3 separate regions of the Homo sapiens genome follow, and all the other regions are linked to region 2. Evidence: read pairs that join two places in POLR2A ChIA-PET (ENCODE). Cell type or tissue: MCF 10A. All regions are shown on one strand. Each heading gives the region's core, and the rest is flanking DNA. Links, peaks and the distances in the headings are about the cores only. Region 1 overlaps NHSL1 (NHS like 1). Region 2 overlaps PERP (p53 apoptosis effector related to PMP22). Region 3 overlaps NHSL1 (NHS like 1).

Region 1 (5,401 bases), core at 634-4,633, 380 kb after region 2:
AAAGCAGGGAAAAGGTGGATCAAACTGGAGTTGGGTTCTTTGCCAGGAAAGTGGCAGAAGAAGAAAGGAGCCAGCAGAGTTGAAAATGTGGGCAAAGAAGTGAGTGCAATGGCAGGCCATGTAATATAAGCCAAGGAAGGATGAGTGTGTAGATGAAGAGGGCAGGGTTAATGGGTGAGAATTTCTCAGGGGGTGAAATAATTTTTGTAATGAGATTCTAGAGAGACCAAGCTAGAAAAATAGCAGATGGAGTTATCCTCAACTCTTCTTTGTCTCATAACTTAAGCGAATCCTGCAGGATTCACTTTCCAAATAAACCTAGAAACACCACCACTGCCACTCTGGTCCCAGCCACCCTTGGCTATCACTTGCCTGGATTATTGCAAGGGCCTATTGTCTTGTCTCTGTGCTTCTGTCTTCCACTCTCTATGGTCTAATTTTCCTACAGACCAATCCCGTTAAATAATCAATCAGATCATGTTACTTCCCTGCTCAACTCCTCCAGTGACTCCCCATCTCACCCAGGAGCAACTAATCCAAAATCTTTACTATGGCTAATTAGGTCCTATGTGATCTGGTCCTTGGTTATTTCCTCCAAAGTCATTATCGCCACTCTTCCCCTTGCTCAGTGCCCACTTGCTCTGGTGTGTGGCTATTCTTCTCGCAGGATAACTAAAATAAGGTTTCCAGGCCTTCCCATGTGCGATGTTCTTTTTTTTTTTTTTTTTTAAAGTTTTATTTTTTATTTTACTTTAAGTTCTGGGATACATGAGCTGAACGTGCAGGTTTGTTACATAGGTATACATGTGCCATGGTGGTTTGCTGCACCTATCAACCCGTCGTCTAGGTTTTAAGCCCCACATGCATTAGGTATTTGCCCTAATGCTCTCCCTCCCCTTTGTCCCCACCCCGCTGACAGGCCCCGGTGTGTGATGTTCCCCTCCCTGTGTCCATGTGTTCTCACTGCTCAACTCCCACTTGTGTGACGTTCTTATATGTCACTCGGTAGTCTGCTCTAATGATGACTCTCAGAGTCCTTCTTGGACACTCAATCTAAAATGGCAGTCCTGTTGCTCTAGAACTCCCCTTACCATTGTTTTATTTACCTTCATAACACGTATCACCACCTGGTGTTGTATGATGCTTGTTTGTTCACCATGATCTTTCCTTCAACAGAAGTGGCTTTGGTTCACTTGATGGCTTCTCAGGACTTAGAACAATGCTTGGCATATTGGCAAGACTGAATAAATATTTACTCAGTAAATGAATGAGGGGGTGAGCAAGATGGTGGCCGCGCACGAGGTCAGGTGTTCAGCTATCCTCACCGCTATCTGGTCCTCGATCTCACTCCGTTGTTTCTGATGGGAAGCAGTACAGTTATACCTGGGCACCAGGGGCAGCCTGACAGAGGCTGAGAGGCTGCTGGCCGCCAGCTTGGCCATCACGGCCGGCACCGTCCTCCTCTCTGCCCACTTCCTGCTTTGGCAGACCCTGGTGTCGTGGGCGGACTGGGCCCTCAGCGCCACACTCCTGGAGCTCCACGGCCTGGAGGCCATCTTGCAGGTGGTCGCCATCGCTGCCTTCGCCAGGCACTTCTGAAGACAGGTCAGGGCAGGAAGGCCGAGGATGGGAGCGCTGCAGAAGACAGCAGCCCTAGGCCGCTGGAGAACAGCTGCAGTGCTTAAATTCTGAGCCTCAGTCCACTAACATCTCAGCAGCATTTGCACTTAGCGCTAAACAAATTCTGTCTCTGTGATTTTTTTTTTCCATTTCTAGATTTACTATAAGTGATCCTTAAAAAGTATCTAATCTGTTATTTTATAGTAGCTTTCCTTCACTTGTTTTAATTGTGTGTTTTCGCTGTTTGGAATAATTACGTTCAAATAGCTAGATATTTTCTCTTCACTTTTTTTTTTCTTTTCTTTTTTTTTTTTTTTGAGACAGAGTCTGGCTCTGTCACCCAGGCTGGAGTGCAGTGGCATGATCTCGGCTCACTGCAACCTCTGCCTCGCAGGTTCAAGTGATTCTCCTGCCTCAGCCTCTCTAGTAGCTGAGATTACAGGTGCGTGCCACCACGCCTCGCTAATTTTTGTATTTTTAGTAGAGACAGGGTTTCACCATGTTGTCCAGGTTGGTCTCAAACTCCTGGCCTCAGGTGATCCACCCACCTCAGCCTCCCAAAGTGCTGGGATTACAGGCATGAGCCACCTTGCCTGGCTCTCTTCACTGTATGTTTTACATAAAGCAATATGTATGCCTTCAAAAAAAAAAAAAAAAAGAATGAATAAACTGCTTGTTCAAAAAGCTCACAGAGTACAATAATACCCTAGGCCTTCACATTCACTCACCACACTCACTGAGTCACCCAGAACAACTTCATACCCTAGGCCTTCACATTCATTCACCACACTCACTGACTCACCCAGAACAACTTCCAGTCCTGCAAGCTCACAGGGAACAATCTTACTCCACTCCCCACTTTCTACATAAGGAAATTAATGCCTTAAAGGGGTGTGATGCATCCAAAGAAACACAGCAAGTGGCAGAATTAAACTTGAAACTGATCTCCTAACTCTGAATGCCACCATCTCCTAACTAACTCCCTTCCTCATCATTCACACAACTACACTTTTGGTCTCAGTCCTCAGTGCCGTTTTGCCTGTTGCAACAGCCCCACAACTATTCTTCTTACATACTTTACCCTCTCTGGATCCCTCCCCCATTTCCTGACTATCCAAGTCAGAAGAATTTCTTTTTCACCTAGTACTGTATGCCAAACACTTATAACAGCAGGTTATATATAATGCTTTTTATTCTACTTAGTTCTCCCTACCCTGGAGAGCTATAAAATCCTTAAGGCATGTAGAGATATCTTATTAATCTTTGCATTTTGCAGCATCTGATATATCTCCTACACTTTTTTTTCTTTTCTTTTTTTTTTTTTTTTTGAGACAGAGTCTAGCTCTGTCGCCTAGGCTGGAGTGCAGGGGCATGATCTTGGCTCACTGCAACCTCTGCCTCCTGGGTTCAAGCAATTCTCCTGCCTCAGCCTCCCGAGTAGCTGGGATTACAGGTGCCTGCCACCATGCCCAGCTAATTTTTGTATTTTTAGTAGAGACGGGGTTTTACCATGTTGTCCAGGCTGGTCTCAAACTCCTGACCTTAGGTGATACACCCACCTCGGACTTCCAAAGTGCTGGGATTACAGGCGTGTGCCACTGCGCCTGGCCCCACATACACTCCTTTTTGGGGGGGGGGCAGGGGGGAACAGAGTCTTGCTTAGTTGCCCAGGCTGGAGTGCAGTGGTGCGATCTCAGCTCACTGCAAGCTCCGCCTCCCGGGTTCACGCCATCCTCCTGCCTCAGTCTCCCGAATAGCTGGGACTACAGGCACCCGCCACCATGCCCAGCCAATTTTTTTTGTATTTTTAGTACAGACAGGGTTTCACCATGTTAGCCAGGATGATCTCAATCTCCTGACCTTGTGATCCACCCGCCTCAGCCTCCCGAAGTGCTGGGATTACAGGCGTGAGCCACCACGCCTGGCCACTGGCCCCACATACACTCTTAAGAAACATTTATTGCACTGGCTGCTTTCTGTTTCTAAAACATTCTTCCAGAAATGAATGATTTTTCTGTTTCTAAAATGTTCTTCCAGAAATGCTCATTCTTTCAATCCCAATCACCTCTATGCTGAGTAAGGCCTATCCTTTTCATTTAACATTGCAACCGTCCCTCCAGTTTATTTTACTCGAGCATATGCCACTTTCTAACAGAGCAAAATTACTTACAGTCATGTGCAGCATAATGACATTTCAGTCAACAACAGGCCGCATATATGATGGTGGTCCCATAAGATCATAACGGAGCTGAGAAATTTCTATTGCCTAGTGATGTTGCAGCCATCATAACACAGCACAACGCATTACTCTTGCTTGTGGTGATGCTGGTGTAAACAAACCCACTGCCCTGAGAGTCATATAAAAATATGACACATATAAAAATATGAGGCCCGGCTCAGTGGCTCACACCTGTAATCTCAGCACTTTGGGAGGCTAAGGCGGGTGGATCACCTGAGATCAGGAGTTTGAGACCAGCCTGGACAACATGGTGAAACCCCGTCTCTACTAAAAATCTACTAAGTATTGCTGGAACCCAGGAGGCAGTGGTTGCAGTGAGCTGAGATCGTGCCACTGCACTCCAGCCTGCGTGACAAGAGTGAAACTCCATCTCAAAACCAACAAAAAAACAAAATATGACACAATTATGCATAATACATCATACTTGATAATGATAACAAGTGACTATGCTACTGGTTTATGTATTTACCATACTATATTTTTTGTTATTTTATTTTATTTTATATATATATATTTTTTTGAGACGGAATCTCGCTGTCGCCCAGGCTGGAGTGCAGTGGCGCGATCTCGGCTCACTGCCGGCTCCGCCCCCCGGGTTCACGCCATTCTCCTGCCTCAGCCTCCCGAGTAGCTGGGACCGCAGGTGCCCGCCACCTCGCCTGGCTAATTTTTTGTATTTTTAGTAGAGACGGGGTTTTGCCGTGTTAGCCAGGATGGTCTCGATCTCCTGACCTCATGATCCGCCCGCCTCGGCCTCCCAAAGTGCTGGGATTACAGGCGTAAGCCACCACGCCCGGCCAGTATTTTTTGTTATTTTAGAAGGTATTCCTACTTATGAAAAAAACTTAACTGTAAAACAGCCTCAGGCCGGTCCTTCAGAAAATATTCCAGAAGTGGGTATTGTTATCATAGGAGATAACAGCTTCATGGGTGTTATTGCCCCGAGGAACTTCCAGTAGGACAAGATGTGGAGGGGAAGACAGTGATATTGATGCTGCTGACCCTGTATCCTGTGTAGGCCAAGGCTAATATGTGTGCTTGTGTCTTAGTGTTTAATAAAAAAGTTTAAAAAGGAAAACATTTTAAATAGAAAAATGGTTACATAATAAGGATATAAAGAAAATATCTTTGTACAGCTATACAATGTATTTATGTTTTAAGCTGTGTTATTACAAAACAGTCAAAAAGTTTAAAAAATTTAAAAGCTTACAAAGTAAAAAAGTTACAATAAGCTAAGGCTAATTTACTATTGAAGAAAGAAACATATTTCTTTTTTGTAGAGATGGGTTCTCAGTTTGTTGCCCAGGCTAGTCTTGAATTCCTGGACTCATGCAATCCTCCCACCTTGGCCTCTCAGAGTGCTGGGATTACAGGTGTGAGCCACTGAAACTGGCTAGAAAAATTTTTCTTTGTAAATGTGGTGCAGCCTAAGTGTGCAGTATTTATAAAGCCTGCAATAGTGTACAATAATGCCCTAGGCCTTCACATTCACTCACCACACTCACTGACTCACCCAGAGCAACTTCCAGTCCTGCAAGCTCC
Region 2 (4,000 bases), core at 1-4,000:
TCTCTTCTTGACATGGCTTTCCTTTAACAGCTCAGCTTTGCTATAGTCCAAGGATAGCACCACTCTACCCAAGAGTGAAAGAGACAACTCACTCAGAGATTCCCAGCGAGCCCCTCTAGGGCAATTAGGCTAATAATTAGCCAGTTGCAACTAGAAGCTTATTGTTAGTCTTTGCAATCAGGAAGCATGAAGGTTGCATTCTGAACTGAGAAACTTCAACATAGTACTTTTTTTAAAAAAAATGTATCGTAGTTTCATTTAAGGCACTGTGTATTTGCAGCAGAAAAAGACAAACATCATTTGACTTAGCTTAGAATTTGTGATGTTTCTGAATGTTGAATTTACCCTTCAAAGTCATAAATTGGAGAATGCAGGGAAAGGTCTATTCACCCTTGTACTTAAATCCCTGACATTGATGGAAAAAGATGCCTCTGTGTTTCTGAGCCCAATAAAAGACAATTTTGGAGAGGTAAATGTGGGGATATATGGAGTGGGGGGAAGAGGAACAAGGCTTGACTGACTTCTTTAAACACCCCTGGCAGTAATTTTCATCCCTCCTGGGGTTTGTCTTTGGATTAGAGACTGTTCCACCGTGGTGTCTGGATGCCCTAATCTCATAGCCAGTTCTCCTGGGAGGATGGTGCAGCTGTGCCCTGTTGCACAAGGGCACCCAGCCCAGGGTGCTCTTGGTGGGAGGAGGCTGTGTCAGCCCAGAGGAAGGGTCACCTCTCCCTAAATTACAGTAGCTCCCTAAATCACTCCAGAGTGAGAGCCCCTAGGTGTCCTGCATGACTCATATACTGTTCTGAGACAAAGGCGGTTGTCTTTGTTTGGGATCTGCCAGGAATTCATGTAATCATGTTGATGTCTCCAGTCATGATGTGTCCCACTTCTTATCACCTACACATCTTCAGAAGAGGATATTATTCCAATGACAATTCTATCAACATGAAATCGATCATGCAGATGCCAGTGTCCTTTGTGTCCATTTCTCACAGTCTTCTACATCTGCGCTGAAATCAGTTTTTCTTTAGTGTTGTTATTGTTGTTTTTTCATTGGGAAAGGATTAAGCATTGAGGTGTTGCTTGACTTTGGAAATTGGGTGGGGTGGCATTTGGAAATGCAAATTTTCACTGAAGCATTTCAACTCGATAGAAAGGATAGAATAGGGAAACAGAGGGTATCCACATGGAACTTGCTTTCAAAGTCTCACTTGGCAATTTACTTTTATTGATGAAATTCAGAGTTTATGTTTCAAATCTAAGTATTTCCTCTTGAAAGTAACTTAATCAAAAGCAGTTGATAATAGCAGGTTAATTACCTTGAGTCTTTGCACTGGAAAAACTGGCTGGGTCACCCCATTACACAACCATCTATTATGATTATATGATGACTCATTATCACGAAGACAATCTTGTGCCATTTAAATCAGCAGGATTCCATTTCTTCACCAGAGAACTATCTCTAAATACACACACGCATGCTCACACACTTCTGAGTTTCCCTTTGTTTATTTTTGCAGCCAACAAAGTATGTTTTCGAGGTTAACAACGAAGCACAGGATAGTACAAGTGGAAGATCATTAACATGACTGGATAGGAACCTCTTTTAATTTCCCTTTCTTGGCTTTTTCCACACCCTAGGTGGATTACACTCACCCTGACACACCTAGAAAATACACCCAGATACCAGAATTGCAAAATTCAGGAAGAATGCACTGCACACTGTATCCAGGCAAGCCAAGCTCACCTAAAAATGGTCTCAAAAAGCAAAGGGCTCTGACCATCGACTGATGGGGTTGCAAGCCCAGCCTGTCTGCAGGAATTTTTAAATCTGAAACCACACTACAGAAATTATTTTATATATTACTTATTTTTAAAACTCAACTGTAAAAATAAGTGTTGCAGGAAGAGTGAGGAAGAGGGAATTTAAAAGAGGAAGTTGGGACTGAATCTATTCGTTCCAACCTCCCTAAGCAATCCACTTATTGATCAGTGCTTCCAACTCAAGGAATATTTAAAATTTTTTAATTAAAGAAAAAATTCTATCAATCAGAGAATCTTGAAGGTAGGGGGATCATTTACAATCATTTTACAGGTGAGGATATTGAGACCAGCAGGGAGATGACCTGCCCAAGCCTGCACAGATAGCAAGGACCAAAGTTGGGATGAGACTCAAATATGCCCTTTCAGATGTGCTTATAAAAACAAGTCAGTGTTCACATTTACTGTATTAATAGGAATGTCTTTCAGGGGGAGTTTACAGAAAAAAAAAATAAACCGAATTAAGTTATGATGACTATATTTTCCATTGTTTTCATTTCCTTAAAAAAGGAAAGGCTGTTGAACTTGTGAGTTCTGCAGTCTATGGTTTTGAAGCTAAGTTATTACACACAAGCTACCTTGTGTGAACATGGAAAGACCTTGATATATTACTTCTTTGTTACAATCAGCAGTAAGTGCCACTTAGCATGTCTGGCTACTTACAGAGTGAAATAATTGCTTAGGAACCTAGAACTGCTTATTTAAAGGGTGGGAACTCAATATTTAATTACTGAACCAAAAAGCACCTCAGCTTTACTGTGGGAAATCTCATGCAATGCACTGTTAGCCTTCAGGTGGTTTCTCAGCCCAATTCTTCATTACTCTCCAGAATCCTCTGGAACTTCCCTTCTGTTATGACATAAAGGTATCTGTCTTGGTGAATCTGGATCAACAAGGAATGGCAGATCTCTATACTAGAACAAGGCTGAAGGAAGCAGACCATTTCTGCAAAATAAGAGTTTATCTTTGTCATAAATACTTTAGGTTGACATGGTTCTATTATATCAGGCTCGTTGGTCCCAGGAGGTTGCATTTTTCCTAAATGTGCGCCGTTAAGGTATTGTGTGATTGAGGAGGGGAAGAAGGCTGGATGGGAAATCATGCAAAGACAAGTGCATGTGGTAGAGAAGCTTATAAACGGAGTCATTTTCATGTTTAACAGGAGACCACGTTTCTTAATCTCTAGATATCCAGTATCTTCTTGAATGAGCTGTGGTATCACTTTAAAAGATGGGATTTTTAACATTTTTAATGACCACTTCAAATTCTCCACCAGCCACGGCATAGTTGTGTGGGTTTTTCTTTTCAATTTTGGTATAATCACCCAGATTACATTTCTCTATGAGAAACATTCACCTCGCATTTTGAAAAGCATAGAAAAATTCACTGCCAAGGACTAGCTGGCCAACAGTAGCCCTAGGGAGATATATTTCCGTTCTCCCACCCAGCCTCTCTGCACCCATCCTCACAATGACATACACCATAGTGGAAGTAACATATGACTTATGGTGGGAAAAAAAATAACAAATGATAAAATGGGAAGGAGGGCAAGGGGAAAATAGAGAGACTGCTACCCCACCACCTGAATGGAAGGGGACCCCAGCACAAGGAGGAGGCTTCAGCTACACTGCACACATGTCCCCCGGGTGTCTGAACCTGCCAGAAATCTCTTAGTCCATTTTCCTCTGGTTGATAGCACTGCAGAGAAATTGTTTAATGTGTGTCTAGGGTATTGTTCATTGAGGAAAAGTTCAGGGAATAGACTATTAGAATTCATTAATCTCCACTCAAAAATTGGTTTTGGACACCTAAAATGAGCAAGGCCCTTAAAACTTCAAACAAAAAAACAAACAAAAACCACTTTTCATTATATCCCATGTTCTTATTACCCATTTTTTTTTTAATTCCTTTCCCCAGATTTGAAAAATGGAAAAACTACAAACTGGAAACAAGTTTAGAATACCTGGTTTATTGGGAAAACTTCATAATGAAAACTACAATTAGCTTTTTCCACAACTTACAAAATAATAATCTGATATTTAAAATGAATTGGTTTTCATTATGTAAGTCGAAATGGTAAAAAATCATAATGACCTATCCGATGCATCATATATATGCTATTCAGAGAAACTCAAATCCCCGAATTCTCCTGTGGCATGTTTTATATCAGACATTT
Region 3 (5,401 bases), core at 853-4,852, 370 kb after region 2:
AACAGAAAAAGTGGGGGTAGTGGAAATGAATCCATGTAGAAGCACAGTTCATGGTTCATCCAGCAACTCCATGATGGCCAACAGGTGACTTCCACATCCATATTATTAAGTAACTTTAATTGTTCATTCTTTTTTTCTTTTGAGACGGAGTCTCACTCTGTCGCCCAGGCTAGAGTGCAGTGTAGTGGCGCAATCTTGGCTCACTGCATCTCCGCCTCCCAGGTTCAAGCAATTCTCCTGCCTCAGCCTCCCAAGTAGCTGGGATTACAGGCACGTGCCACCATGCCTGGCTAATTTTTGTATTTTTAGTAGAGATGGGGTTTCACCACATTGGCCAGGCTGGTCTCAAACTCTTGACCTCAGGTAATCCGCCCGCCTCAGCCTCCAAAGTGTTGGGATTACAAGCGTGAGCCACCATGCCCAGCCTAATTGTTCATTCTTTCATATGTATTATATTAGTCCCTTTACCTCAAATCTAATTGCTTTATCAAGAGCTTTAAACTTTCTTTTGTTGTTGTTGTTTTTGAGATGAGGTCTTGCCCTCTTGCCCAGGCTAGAGTGCAGCACAGTGATTACAGCTCATGGCAGCCTCAGATTCCTGGGCTCAAGCAATCCTCCTGCCTCAGTTTCCCAAGTAGCTGGGAGTATGGATGTGCATCAGCGTCCCTGGCTAATTTATTTATTTTTCATTTATTTTTATTGTATTATTATTTTTTTGAGACAGGGTCTCACTCTGTTACCCAGGCTAGAGTGCAGTGGCAGAATCACAACTCACTGCAGACTCAAACTCCTGGGTTCAAGCGATCCTCCCACCTCAGCCTCCCGAGTAACTAGGATGACCGGCACAAGCCACCATGCCCAGCTAATTTTTGAAAACTTTCTGTAGAGACAGGGTCCTGCACATTGCCCAGGCTGGTCTTGAACTCCTAGGCTCAAGCCATCCTCCTGCCTCAGCTGCCAAAGTGCTGGAATTACAGGCTTGAGCCACTGCACCAGGCCCTAAGAGCTCTAAACTTTCTTATCACACAGTGAATTAAAATATTTTGGATCTTAACTATCCCATATTAAGCGATCCTTTCCTCAAATGAAAGAAAATACTTAATTAGAACATATATGTTTAAACTGATACAGTAAGTTGTTTGTAATCATATTTTAGAATAACAAATTATGTATTAAAATCATATAACATAATGAATATTCAAGAACTCACTACTCAACCCATGACCTAAAATATTACTAAAAACCTGCATCTCCCTCCATGCCCCATCCCATCTCCCTACTTCCCCAGAGGTGACCACTAGCCTGAATTTTGTGTTCCTAATTACTCCTTGTTATATGTGTGCGTGTGTGTGTGTGCGTGCGTGCATAAACTTGCTTTGACTTTTACAAAAATAGTATTATTCTCTTTGTGTTTTTCTTACTATTATCTTTCTAAGACACATCCATGTAGTTGTGTGAAACTGTAATTCATTCATTTCACTGGGGTATACATTCCACTCCAGTACTAATTTATTCACATTTTTTATTGATGGACAATTGGGTTGTAAAAGATGCTCTTTGTATTATCTCAACAATGCAAAACTCCCCATAAGAGAATGAGAATGGTTAGGAGGAAAGGACTGTGGCAAAGGCTCTACTCCCCATACAGTCATTACTGGGGGAAAAACATGAGCTCTAGAGTCGTAAGTCTAGGTTTAAATCCTGGTTTTGCTTTTAGGGGTGATAGATGTGTTCACTCTCTTGATTATGGTAATGGTCTCCTGTGTGTATACATATGTCAAAATTTATTAAGTTGTATACTTTAAATATGTATAGATTATTTTATGTAAGTTATACTTCAATAAAAGGCGTTTTAATAAAGAAAGATCTTGTTTCAGTATTTAAAAACTATGTGATCTTAGGCAAGTGATCTAATCTCTCCAAGATACAGTTTTCTCATCCATGATATGGGCATAATCAAAGCTACTTTGCATGGTTGCAATAAATACTGAATATATTCACATACAGCACTGAGCACAGTCCCTGGCGCCTGAGCCTTTCCATGTGCCAAGTGCTTGGCATCATACTGGAAACACAGAGATCAACAAGATAGGGATGCTGTCCATTAATCTAGAAGAGAAGGCAGGTATAAACAGACCCTGATTATAGAGTAGTGGGATGGAAACAGCAAGAGAAACTGGAATGGGTCATTGGAGACATTCTCACTGGTTTGCAGGCAAAAAGGCGTGGGAATGACAGACCCCAATTTTCTCATTTTTGTCTGCAATGGCATGGAATAAGAAGGTGCCATAACTGCAGAGCAGTGAGCATTGACTCATTTGTGTTTCTACAGTTTCCTGAAATTACTCACAGAGACCCAGTAACACATGATTGGACATGGAGTAATCACTTCTCGACTGTAAGCTGCCCTAGGCCAAGAATGGGATCCATATACTGAGACCAAGTAGCACTTAAAAACTTTTTTGGGGGAAAAAAAAATTGAGTGAAGCATACCAGACAAGTCAAAGAGGAATAAGAGATGACAAAATTGGGCATAATGAGGAGGAATTGAGGTAACTGAGTAATCTTGCCCTTTTGCTTAACCAGCATGGTGCGATGAAAAGAAATGAGCTGCAAGGAGCCCCGCCTTCACATGCTCCCTGCAAGGAGCCCCGCCTTCACATGCTCCCTGCAAGGAGCCCCGCCTTCACATGCTCCCTGCAAGGAGCCCCGCCTTCGCATGCTTCCTGGTGCTTTCGAGCTATGTGATCTTGAGAAAGCCATTTCATATTTCTGAGTCTCCATTTCCAGATTAAAATAATAGTAATAGCTATTAAAATAATCTGTTTCATGGGGCTGTTTGTGGAAAATAAGATCTAATTTGTGAAAAAGTTCTATATCCTAACGTGTACCCCGATGAACAAGCTAGCAATAGCATAAACACTGGTAGTGCCACACCTAGATAACCTGTAAAGCCATGACAATCAGAAATTCGTCAGTAGCTGCTGAAACCTCTCAAATTTATTGCCTTGGGCAGGAAATTCTATGTGGGTGGAACAAAAGACGAGATGATTGGGAGAGTGGCCAAATTTTTATAAAAACAGACATTGTCTATTGAATCATTTTCTTTGAAGCGTGGTTTGAAATACCAATCAGCTTAACAATACTTATCATCATCATCTGAGCATCTAGTCTGTGCCAGGCACTGTGCTAAGGGTTTCACAAACATTAATTTACTTCAACCTCACACCAACTCTCCAAGGTAGGTTAGGGTAACTATGTAATTTTATCGAAACCAGAACACCTCTGAGAGTGAAAGGGGGTGCAATTAATAATTACACAGAATAACAGCTGTAAACCAGGGCTGTTCTAAGCAAACCGGAACATGTGGTTTTTATCTCTTTACAGTTGAGGAACCTGAACCTCACAGACGAAAGCAACTTATCCAAGGCCACTGAGCTCTGACAGGTGGAAAAGCTGCCCCAAACCTACGCTCTCAAGCATCATGTTAAATAAGCCTCCTGTGTTTACAGGTATGGCAGCAAGGTTACTGCCTTTTCTTCAAAGTCTTCCTTTGATTTAAATATTTCTTATCAACAAAGCCTAAAACAGAAGCTGACATGCCAGTTCAAAGAATAACAGGAAACAGGGAAATTTCGATTTCTGTCACGACTATTAAAGCCAACTGTTTACTGCCAAAAATCTAGATCTAATACATCTCTTTAGGGGTGAATTTTACACAAGAGATTGCATAACTCATGATTGATATCCTTTCTGCTAAGACAATGGGGATTCTGTGAAGGTTTCCCAGATTCAGTGAACGTATCATCAAATATAACTTCCGATAATGGCAGGTGGAAAAATTCCCTATCGACTCACAGTAAGTATTTTCGCACTGATAACTGACCTGCCTTCAAATGCAAGAACCTCTTTGGCAGTACTTGGCATATGCTGAAAACTGAAAAGAGAAAAAAGTCAAAAACAGTACACAAAGCAATGGTGTACTCTTTGATTTCAGAGTTGAATGAAAAGGTATTTTCTGGAATTTCTTTCTTTCTTTTTTTTTTTTTGGAGATGGAGTCTCACTTACTCTGCCGCCCAGGCTGGAGTGGAGTGGTGCGATCTCAGCTCACTGCAACCTCCACCTCCCAGATTCAAGCAATTCTCCTGCCTCAGCCTGAGTAGCTGGGACTACAGGTGCATGCCACCACGCCTGGCTAATTTTTATATTTTCAGTAGAGACAGGGTTTCACCATGTTGGCCAGGCTAGTCTGGAACTCCTGACTTCAAGGGATCCGCCTGCCTCAGCCTCCCAAAGTGCTGGGATTACAGGCACACACTACCATGCCTGGCTTATTTTCTGGAATTTCTAAATTGCTTTGCCAACAGTATTTTTTTCAATGCATCATGTTTATGTTTAGATGATATGCATAACATATACAATTGGAAATATTTTCAACAATTTTCTTCTTGCTACACTATATTCCCACTTTGAACATCAAAGATATGTGTGGATCTCGTTAGCAAAACATCTTTCTTCATAACATAACACATAGAGTCCTACTTGGTGTTTCACATTAGGATAATGAAGATAATTATTCTAGAACAATTAGCCAGAGTAAATAACCAGAATCGACGTCCTCTAGGTTCTCTTTTCTAATTTATATGTCCTTAACCTTTGCCATATTAGCAACTCATCTTAAGCACATAATGGATTTTTAATATTTGTTGAATGCAAATTAGATGATTTTTGTAAGAAATACCTCTTTTAAAGTCAATAATTTGTTAACTCATGCATCCCTTCTTCCATATAGTCACTGCTCTTTGTAACACACCCCTCCCCTCAACACCTACTAGGAAATACAAAATAAAAGGTTTTCCAGATCGAATTTCCCTTCCAAATTGACTCCTACACACTCTATATTTAAAATGATCCCCTTTGGGAGGCCGAGGTGGGCGGATCACGAGGTCAGGAGCCCAAGACCAGCCTGGTCAACATAGTGAAACCCCGTCTCTACTAAAAATACAAAAATTAGCTGGGCATGGTGGCACGTGCCTGTGGTCCCAGCTACTCGGGAGGCTGAGGCAGGAGAATCTCTTGAACCCAGGAGGTGGAGGTTGTGGTGAGTCAAGATTGTGCCACTGTACTCCAGACTAGGTAACAGAGTGAAACTCCAACTGAAAAAAAAAAAAAAAAAAATCCCAACTGTTAGGGTGATGTTAAGAACATGAACCACGGTTAGGAGTCTTAGTCTTAACACGGAAGACCATACTGCTGGCCTGGAGCCCCTTTCAACAGTTACTGGATTCCCACTTGATTTCAAATGATAGCTTGATGATCTACTAAATCCCATGAAGATTTAGGTCTATTTCTAGACTTCTATTCTGTTTTTAATATTCTGTTATACTGGTTTGCACATTC

Evidence for each region. Peaks named below come from ENCODE experiments on the same cell type or tissue, not always from the same donor. Only the 100,000 strongest peaks of a DNase experiment are listed, where the experiment ranks them.
Region 1: POLR2A ChIA-PET joins it to region 2 with 5 read pairs; 1 of 35 experiments calls an interaction of 5 or more read pairs at or near these places.
Region 3: POLR2A ChIA-PET joins it to region 2 with 5 read pairs; 1 of 35 experiments calls an interaction of 5 or more read pairs at or near these places.

Annotation. Positions count from the first base shown.
Region 1 is chr6:138,462,794-138,468,194 of GRCh38, forward strand. The region is part of intron 3 of NHSL1 (NHS like 1); the gene reads right to left. Among named protein-coding and RNA genes, the nearest start is that of MIR3145, 30 kb to the left of the region's middle. In MCF 10A, for the core only: no CTCF peak of the experiment used is centred there; a DNase peak (open chromatin) is centred at 2,418.
Region 2 is chr6:138,087,009-138,091,008 of GRCh38, forward strand. It overlaps PERP (p53 apoptosis effector related to PMP22), which reads right to left. Exons shown (of 3, transcript NM_022121.5): 3 at 1,497-4,000. Among named protein-coding and RNA genes, the nearest start is that of PERP, 18 kb to the right of the region's middle. RefSeq lists an enhancer at 74-1,273. In MCF 10A, for the core only: no CTCF peak of the experiment used is centred there; DNase peaks (open chromatin) are centred at 753 and 1,503.
Region 3 is chr6:138,452,848-138,458,248 of GRCh38, forward strand. All of the region lies in intron 3 of NHSL1 (NHS like 1), which reads right to left. Among named protein-coding and RNA genes, the nearest start is that of MIR3145, 20 kb to the left of the region's middle. In MCF 10A, for the core only: no CTCF peak of the experiment used is centred there; DNase peaks (open chromatin) are centred at 2,384, 2,664 and 3,044.